Regions from separate parts of the Homo sapiens genome. Here region 1 is linked to region 2. A link is an interaction called in ENCODE POLR2A ChIA-PET data of the cell type or tissue named here. Cell type or tissue: HepG2. All regions are shown on one strand.

Region 1 (5,000 bases), 400 kb after region 2:
GAAGGACTCCCAACCACTTGTCCACAGCTGCCAGGTAATCTGGAAAACAAGAAAAGTTTAACACAAGCTTGTCCAACCCCAGCCTGTAAGCCACATGCAGCCCAGGATGGCTTTGAATGTGGCCCAACACAAATTCGTAAACTTTTTAAAAACATTCTGAGTTTTCTGGCTGGGTGCGGTGGCTCACGCCTGTAATCCCAGCACTTTGGGAGGCTGAGGCAGGCAGATCACCAGATGTCGGGAGTTCGAGACCAGCCTGACCAACATGGAGAAACCCCATCTCTACTAAAAATGCAAAATTAGCCAGGCTTGGTGGCGCATGCCTGTAATCCCAGCTACTTGGGAGGCTGAGGCAGGAGAATTGCTTGAACCCGGGGGGGCGGAGGTTGCGGTGAGCCAAGATCGCACCATTGCACTCCAGCCTGGGCAACAAGAGTGAAACTCTGTCTCAAAAAAAAAAAAAAAAAAAATTATGATTTAGTACAAAGAGACACCAGTGCAGCCTTATTACACCAGGGCTGGCAGCAGAGATCAGGATATACAGGACTCGACAAGTACCTTCTGAAGTAAAAGTCTCATAAAAGTTGTCCTGCATGTAGTTGTCTCCTCAGCTGAGCTCCTCAGGGGACGAGGACCAGTGTGCCTGTATCCATCTGCTATGGTTGGAATGTTTGTCCCTCTGAAACTCATGTTGAAATCGAATCCCCAATGTGGTAGTATTGAGAGGTGGGGCCTTTAAGAGGTGTTGAGTCATGAGGGCTCAGCCCTCATAAGTAGATCAATCCACTCATGGATTAATAGATTAATAGGTTAATGGATTCATGGGTCATCATGGGAATGGGACTGGTGGCTTTATAAGAAGAGGGAGAGAGATCTGAGCTAGGACACTCAGCCCCCTCACCATGTGATGCCCTGTGCCCCCTCAGGACTCTGCAGAGTCCCCACCAGCAAGAAGGCCCTCACCAGATATAGCCCCTCCACCTTGAACTTCTTGGCCTCCATAACTGTAGGAAATAAATGCTTTTCTTTATAAATTACTCAGTTTCAGGTATTCTGTTACAAGCAACAGAAAACAGACTAAGACCATCCTTGCCACAGGACACAAAGCCTGGAGCATAGAACATATCCAAGCAATGTTTGCTGAATGAAGAAAAGAGTGACTGAACAGTGTATCCTCTTCTCAGTCACAGGAAGGCTTTTTTTCCGTATAAAATGAAGTTCTAATAAATTCTATATTTATATTGTCAAATAGGAATAATAAATGTACATGCCACATAAAGTTGGCATAAAGATTAAATGAGTTACCACAGTGAAAACACCAATAATATGCTAAGCGTGCAAAACATGAAGGTACTGGAGTAAGACAAAGAAAAAAACTATCATTTACACATTGCTCTATAAAAGTGGCCAGAATATAGAAGGCATTGCAGCTACCAAGCAATCCAATGACACCATCCCAGAAACTGTCATTTTGTTTTTATTTCTTTTTTTTTTTTTTTTTGAGACAGAGTTTCGCTCTTGTTGCCCAGGCAGGAATGCAATGGCGCAATCTGGGCTCACTGCAACCTCTGCCTCCCAGCTTCAAGCAATTCTCCTGCCTCAGCCTCCCGAGTAGCTGGGATTACAGGCATGCACCACCACACCCAGCTAATTTTGTATTTTTTAGTAGAGACAGGGTTTCCTCATGTTGGTCAGGCTGGTCTCGAACTCCTGACCTCAGGTGATCCACCCACCTCGGCCTCCCAAAGTGCTGGGATTACAGGCATGAGCCACTACGCCCGACCTTATTTCTTTTTTTGAGACAAAGTCCCTCTCTGTTGCCCAGGATGGAGTGCAGTGGTACAATCATGGCTCACTGCAGTCTCAACCTCCCAGGCTCAAGCAATCCTCCCACCTCAGCCTCCCGGACTACAGGCATGTGCCAGCACACCTGGCTAATTTTTATAGAGATAGGGTCTCGCTATGTTACCTAGGCTGGTATCAAACTCCTGGGCTCAAGCAATCCCTCCACTTTGGCCTCCCAAAGTGCTGAGATTACAAGTGTGAGTCACCATGCCTGACTTGTCATTTTGATTAGCGAGGTGCTATCATTGGCTGTGGAATATGCTAAGTAAATAGGAAGAGAAAGCACTGAAGTCAGTTGGTCAACCGCAAACAGGGTTCAATACCAATTCAAAGAATTACCAGTTTATCAGTAAGATCTGGTTACGTAGTTCAAAGCCTAATTTCCTAGAGGTTTAGTTTGTTGCTATGCACTGGTCAGTGATAAACACTCAGACTTTCACTAAACTTTCAAAAGTATTTGTGCAGAGGTACCCCAGCCTTCAAAATACCTCCCCCTTTTGATATAAATTGTTGAAGCTTTTTTGTTTGTTTGTTTGTTTTGAGACAGAGTCACGCTTTGTCACCCAGGCTATAGTGCATTGATACGATCTCGGTTCACTGCAACTTCCGCCTCCAGGGTTCAAGCAATCCTTCTGCCTCAGCCTCCTGAGTAGCTGGGATTACAGGCGCCCACCACCATGCCCAGCTAATTTTTTGTATTTTTAGTAGGGGCGAGGTTTTGCCATTTTGGCCAGCCTGGTCTCGAACTCCCAACCTCAGGTAATCCACCCGCCTCAGCCTCCCAAAGTGTCAGGATTACAGGCGTGAGCCACCGCACCTAGGCTGAAGCTTTTATAAATCTTCTCAAGACATCTGTAACAACCTACCTGGGTCGGAGGAGCGGAGAAGAATAGACTCTTTCTCTAGCAGCCAAGCAGGTAATCCTCCCTAGTTCAGGGAAAACAAGCCATTATAATGTCTGTTCCGTGAAGGGTGCTCAGAGGAGATAGAAATTACTATTAGTAGTTATGGAAAAGAATAAAAGCTTCAAGGGACAAGGGGTATTTGAGCTGGGCTTTTTGGTTTATAACTTGCAGAGAAATTAGAAATTGGAATGTAGGACAATTAAGATCACTCTGCATGAATGCAATGTTTTAAGGACCAAAGCCCTTTTCATAAAGATTTTTCAATTTAATTTCACAAATACCCTGTGACGTAGATAGAGAAGACACCATTAACTGCTTCTTACAGATGAGCAAGCTGAGGTATGTGAGTGACCACCAAGAGGAGAGCCCATGCCCTGACCCTGGCCTGTTTCTCTGCCTGGGCACCTTGTCAAGGTAAAAGACACCTGTGCTGGGTACAGTCCCAGGCCCCATGCTCTCTGGAATGCAGGTCTGCTTTAATTCCCTTTGCCCCAGAGCTGCTGCCTGCCAGCTCACACACACCAGGTAGAGCCCAGTCTAGCCACACTCACCATTTCCCACTCTGCACAGATGTAGGGCCCGGGCCTCAGGATAACCAGCAGTCCCAGCTCATGAGCCAGCCGAAGAAAATATTCCACATCATGGTCCTCAGAAAACTGGTACTGTCCTGGCCAGGGCTCATGAAAGTTCCAGGGCACATACCTGCCAAGACACACACAGCCCCTTCCTGGATACTTGGCAGAGTCAAGAAGAAAGAAGCGTGGGGAAAGGGCCTCATTAGGACTATTGCTAACACATGGATAAGAGGGAGAAGGCGCTTTGAAAGAAAAATTATCCAAGGCTGGGCACAGTGGCTCAGGCCTCTAATCCCAGCACTCTGGGAAGTCACGGTGGGTGGATGGCTTGAGCCCAGGAGTTTGACACCAGCCTGGAAAACATGGTGAAACCCCGTCTCTACAAAAAACACAAAAAAATTAGCCAGGGTGTATGCCTGTGGTCCCAGTTACCCTGGAGGCTTGAGGTGGAGGTTTGCTTAAGCTAGGGAGGTTGAAGCTGCAGTGAGCTGTGATTGTGCCACTGCACTCCAAACTGGATGACAGAGTGAGACCCTGTGTCAAAATAAAGAAAGAAAAGAAAAGAAAAATTATCCAGAATTTGGATATAAGGCAAAAGGGTGACTGCATTTCCTTTCCATGTTATAATGGAGGACTGTCCAATGGGCCCACTGAGGCTTCCTTCATTCTCCAGGGGAGATATTTTGTTTGACTTACTATTTACTATTGATTAAGGGAAGAACTTTGAAGTTACAGATTAATTTGTAGATTATTGCCTGAGAGAGAAACAAATGATTGTCATACAGAGAAGACAACTCTAAAGGTTGCTTTTTCATTCATTGCCCTTTATGATACTAACCAGTTTTATCTCTAAAGATAACTTTATTTGAACATGACTTTCTTGACTGACCGTAAACCTCCCTTCCTCAAATTCTCCTTTGAATTAGCTTTACCATCTAGCTAGTTTCCTCAGTAATAAGTTAAATAAATTTTTAAAAACTTTTATTTTAGGTTCAGGGGTACATGTGCAGGTTTGTTATACAGGTAAATTGCGTGTCATGGGGGTTTGGTGTACAGATTATTTAGTCACCCAGATAATCTGCCTAGTACACGATAGGGGAACTCACCCTCCTCCCACCCTCCACCCTCAAGTAGGCCCCATTGTCTGTTGTTCCCTTCTTTGTGTCCATATGTACTCGATGTTTAGCTACCACTTATAAGTGAGAACATGTGGTATTTGGTTTTCTGTCCCTGTGTTTGCTCAGGATAATAGCCTCCAGCTGCATCCAGTTTGCTGTAAAGGACATGATCTCATTCTTTTTTGTGATTTTTGTAGTATTCCATGGTGTATATGTACCACATTTTCTTTATCCAGTTAAATAAATTTCTGACATATGTCCATTATATACTTGTTTGTAAGTCAGGTTTTTAGCTTTTTGTAATTATATTTTGCATAAATAATTGAATTGAGGTGCTCTGTGGAAGGGGAAAGAGCTCAAAAATCCAGTATCCTACATAAATTTCTAAACTGTCTATAGAGAAAGATATGGTGTAGAACCATAAACCACAGGACACATAGACCTTCCCGCTTGGCAGCCTCTTGGGAGGGGCCTTGTTATGAATTTTTACAGCAGCTCCCCAAGCTAGTCAGACTTCATGGGGACACTTCTTAAAATCAACAACAACAACAGAAAAC
Region 2 (5,000 bases):
ATATGTTAATTAGCCTGATTTAATCATTCTACAATGTATTCATGTTTCATAACATCACAGTTTACCCCATAAATATATACAGTTATTATCAGTCAATTAAAAATGAAATATGGCCCGGCATGGTGGCTCATACCTGTAATCCCAGCACTTTGGGAGGCCAAAGCAGGCAGATTGCTTGAGTCCAGGAGTTCGAGACCAGCCTGGGCAACATGGAACATGGTGAAACCCTGTCTCTACAAAAACAAACAAACAAAAATTAGCTGGACATGGAGGTGCATTCCTGTAATCCTAACTACTAGGGAAGCTGAAGTGGGAGGATGGCTTGAGCCTAGAGGGTTGAGGCTGCAGTGAGCTGTGAGCATGCCATTGCACTCCAGCCTGGGCAACAGAGTGAGGCTCTGTCTCAAAAAAAAAAAAAAAAAAAAAAAAGAAATAAAATATAAGGGACATGAAATAAAGCAAATTACCATGACAGGAAGTCAGGTAACAAGCCTTGCCAGTCTACAAGTGCTTTGGGACAAGATGTAGGGACAGCTGAGTGGGATTTCCCAGCATTTCCTGCAATTGAGCAAGGTTCAACTGCTTGCAAGGTTAATGAAATATGGCTAGTCACCAAAGGAAGTTAAACAGTAGCAAAGATCCAAAACAAAGTTACCTGCAGGAGAAGATACCTAGGTTTATTTCCATTTGCATTATTTGCTATAAATAGTGAGGCCTTGGCCTCCTTGTACCACCCTAAGGAAAAGGACTATTGTTCTTTCTTTGGTTTTATTGATAAATGAAAGAGCAAAGGTGGAAGGTGTACCCACAGTCGGTAAAATTCTCAGACTGAACCAGCTGGACTGAGGAAGAGAAACAAGAGATGGTATGCATAGGGATATCTGGTAGTCCAGACAGAAGTAAGTGAGAGAAGAGATATTTCTTCTCTGAAATATATCAGAAAGATAGTGGCTAATCCATCACAGACACAACAAATACAGGTTGAATGGAGGAACACAGACCCCAGTCAGTCTCACTATGTGGTTACTTATGTATGTAGTTCAGCTAAGTTATTTACATTCATGTTGGAATTGGACCTACAAGGTTTAAACCTGACAGTTTTGAGAGACATTATCAGACACTCAAAAAAAGAAACCTGTTTAAAAATGCCTTCCCTGGCTCTCCCTCTCCCTCTTCCCTCTTCCCTCTTCCCTCTCCCCTCTCGCCTCTCCCCACAGTCTCCCTCTCCCTCTCTTTCCATGGTCTCCCTCTGATGCCGAGCCGAAGCTGGACTGTACTGCTGCCATCTCGGCTCACTGCAACCTCCCTGCCTGATTCTCCTGCCTCAGCCTGCCGAGTGCCTGCGATTGCAGGCGCGTGCCGCCATGCCTGACTGGTTTTCGTATTTTTTTGGTGGAGACGGGGTTTCGCTGTGTTGGCCGGGCTGGTCTCCAGCTCCTAACCGCGAGTGATCCGCCAGCCTCAGCCTCCCGAGGTGCCGGGATGGCAGACGGAGTCTGGTTCACTCAGTGCTCAATGGTGCCCAGGCTGGAGTGCAGTGGCGTGATCTCGGCTCGCTACAACCTCCACCTCCCAGCTGCCTGCCTTGGCCTCCCAAAGTGCCAAGATTGCAGCCTCTGCCTGGCCGCCACCCCTTTTGGGAAGTGAGGAGCGTCTCTGCCTGGCCGCCTATCGTCTGGGACGTGAGGAGCCCCTCTGCCTGGCTGCCCAGTCTGGAAAGTGAGGAGCGTCTCTGCCCGGCCGCCATCCCATCTAGGAAGTGAGGAGCGCCTCTTCCCGGCCGCCATCCCATCTAGGAAGTGAGGAGCGTCTCTGCCCGGCCTCCCATCGTCTGAGATGTGGGGAGCGCCTCTGCCCCGCCGCCCCGTCTGGGATGTGAGGAGCGCCTCTACCCGGCCGTGACCCCGTCTGGGAGGTGAGGAGCGTCTCTGCCCGGCCGCCCCGTCTGAGAAGTGAGGAGCCTCTCCGCCCGGCAGCCACCCCATCCGGGAGGGAGGTGGGGGTCAGCCCCCGCCAGGCCAGCCGCCCCATCCGGGAGGTGAGGGGCGCCTCTGCCCGGCCGCCCCTACTGGGAAGTGAGGAGCCCCTCTGCCCGGCCACCACCCCGTCTGGGAGGTGTACCCAACAGCTCATTGAGAACGGGCCATGATGACAATGGCGGTTTTGTGGAATACAAAGGGGGGAAAGGTGGGGAAAAGATTGAGAAATCGGATGGTTGCCGTGTCTGTGTAGAAAGAAGTAGACATGGGAGACTTTTCATTTTGTTCTGTACTAAGAAAAATTCTTATCCTGTTGATCTGTGACCTTACCCCCAACCCTGTGCTCTCTGAAACATGTGCTGTGTCCACTCAGGGTTAAATGGATTAAGGGCGGTGCAAGATGTGCTTTGTTAAACAGATGCTTGAAGGCAGGATGCTCCTTAAGAGTCATCACCACTCCCTAATCTCAAGGACCCAGGGACACAAACATTGCGCAAGGCCGCAGGGTCCTCTGCCTAGGAAAACCAGAGACCTTTGTTCACTTGTTTATCTGCTGACCTTCCCTCCACTATTGTCCTATGACCCTGCCAAATCCCCCTCTGCGAGAAACACCCAAGAATGATCAATAAAAAATAAAAAAATAAAAATAAAATAAAATAAAATAAATGCCTACCCTGGCTGTAGAATAATTTGTGTTATGATACCACCTAGTGGTCAATGGTAAATGTATGTTTTCAAGTTAAGCATGTACAAGCAAAGGCACAAAGATATTCAATACATATGTAAAATGCACGTCCACAAGGATCACTGTCCTTTATAAGCTGATAGTCAATGTTTTGAAAACCATTGTTTTTCATATATATTTTCCCCTTTTAAATTGTTTTCTCTACCTTTTCCTTAATGGTAGTTAGTATTCCGTGGTATGGAGTTGTCTTCATTTATTTAGCCAATCTTCCACAATGATCTTGTGAGATATTTTCCAATTTTTTGCTATTTCAAAGCATATTACAACCACCATCTTTTTACATGTAACTTGTCTTCCTTTGCATGATAACTGTGCAGACACATGTCAATAGAGGGCTCTGGCCGGGCCCGGTGGCTCACGCCTGTAATCCCACCATTTTGGGAGGCCAAGGTGGGTGGATCACCTGAGGCCAGGAGTTCGAGACCAGCCTCGCCAACATGGTGAAACTCCGTCACTGCTAATAAAACAAAAATTAGCCAGGAGTGGTGGTGCATGCCTGTAATCCCAGCTACTTTGGAGGCTGAGGCAGGAGAATTGCTTGAACCCAGGAGGCAGAGGTTGCAGTAAGTTTGCGCCATTGTACTCCAGCTTGGGTGACGAGCAAAACTCCACCTCCAAAAAAAAAACAAAAGTTCATTTCTTTCTTGTGCGGAAATAAAGTATAACACATACAATTATGTACAGCACATAATACTTGGTAATGATATTTAAAAATTATGTTACTAGTTTATGTATTTACTATGCTGTACTTTTTTCATTATTTTAGAGTGTACTCCTTCTACTTATTACAAAAAAAGTTAACTGTAAAACAGCCTGAGGCAGGTTCCTCAGCAGGTATTCCAAAGGCAGGCACTGTTTTTGTTTGTTTGTTTGTTTGTTTTGAGACAGTCTCGCTCTTTTGCCCAGGCTGGAGTGAAGTGGCACGATCTCAGCTCACTGCAACCTCCACCCCCCAGGTTCAAGCAACTCTCCTGCCTCAGCCTCCCAAGTAGCTGGGACTACAGGCATCGCCATCATGCCTAGCTAATTTTTGTATTTTTAGTAGAGACAAGGTTTTGCCATGTTGGCCAGACTGGTCTCGAACTCCTGACCTCAGGTGATCCACCTGCCTTGCCCTCCCAAAGTGCTAGGATTATAGGCGTGAGCCACTGCACCCAGCCAGGCATTGTTATTATAGGGTTAACTAAGGTTAATTTATCATTGAAGATAAATTTCTGGCCAGGTGCAGTGGCTCACACCTGTAATCCCAGCATTTTGGGAGGCCAAGGTGGGAAGATCGCTTGAGCCCAGGAGTTCGAGACTGGCCTGGGCAACATAGTGAGACCCTGTCTCTTTTTTTTTAATTAAAAAATTAATAAATAGCCCAGGCGCGGTGGCTCACGCCTATAATCCCAGCACTTTGGGAGGCCGAGGCGGGTGGATTACGAGGTCAGGAGATCGAGACCATCCTGGCTAACAAGGTGAAACCCTGTCTCTACTAAAAATACAAAAAATTAGCCGGGCATGGTGGTGGGCGCCTGTAGTCCCAGCTACTCAGGAGGCTGAGGCAGGAGAATGGTGTGAACCCAGGAGGCGGAGCTTGCAGTGAGCCGAGATTGCGCCACTGCACTCCAGCCTGGGCGACAGAGCGAGACTCCGTCTCAAAAAAAAAAAAAAAAAAAATTAGTAAATAATGCCGGGTGTGTTGGCTCACGCCTGTAATCGTTTCACTTTGGGAAGCCAAGGCGGGTGGATCACCTGAGGTCAGGAGTTTGAGACCAGCCTGGCCAACACGGTGAAACCCCATCTCTACTAAAAATACAAAAATTAGCCGGGCGTGGTGGCATGTGCCTGTAATCCCAGCTACTCGGGATCCTGAGGCAGGAGAATCACTTGAACCTGGGAGGCGAAGGTTGCAGTGAGCTGAGATCGTGCCACTGCATTCCAGCCTGGGCAACAAGAGCAAAACTCTGTCTCCAAATAAATAAATATATAAATAATAAAGAGAAAAATTTTCTTTCTATAAAGGTAGTGTAGTTTAAGTGTACAGTGCTTATAAAGTCTACAGAAGTGTACAGCAATGTCGTGGGCTTTCACATTAACTCACCACTCACTCACTGACTCACTCGGAGTAACTTCAAGCCCTGCAAACTCCATTCATGGCAAGTGCCCTATAAGGGTGTACCATTTTTTATCTTTTATACTATCATTTACTGTGTCCTTTCTATGTTTAGGTACACAAATATTTACCATTGTGTTACAATTGCCTACAGTATTCAGTAAAGTAACATGTTGTT

What was found. ChIA-PET counts read pairs that join two places held together with the same protein. Peaks named below come from ENCODE experiments on the same cell type or tissue, not always from the same donor. Only the 100,000 strongest peaks of a DNase experiment are listed, where the experiment ranks them.
Region 1: POLR2A ChIA-PET joins it to region 2 with 7 read pairs; 1 of 35 experiments calls an interaction of 5 or more read pairs at or near these places.

The regions. Positions count from the first base shown.
Region 1 is chr3:33,065,519-33,070,518 of GRCh38, forward strand. It overlaps GLB1 (galactosidase beta 1), which reads right to left. Exons shown (of 16, transcript NM_000404.4): 3 at 3,302-3,452; 4 at 2,712-2,772; 5 at 1-39. Among named protein-coding and RNA genes, the nearest start is that of GLB1, 29 kb to the right of the region's middle. In HepG2, no CTCF peak of the experiment used is centred here; DNase peaks (open chromatin) are centred at 2,063 and 4,553.
Region 2 is chr3:32,662,266-32,667,265 of GRCh38, forward strand. No RefSeq gene overlaps it. Among named protein-coding and RNA genes, the nearest start is that of CNOT10, 20 kb to the right of the region's middle. In HepG2, a CTCF peak has its summit at 2,682 (motif pointing left); a DNase peak (open chromatin) is centred at 2,716; H3K4me3 peaks cover 436 bases.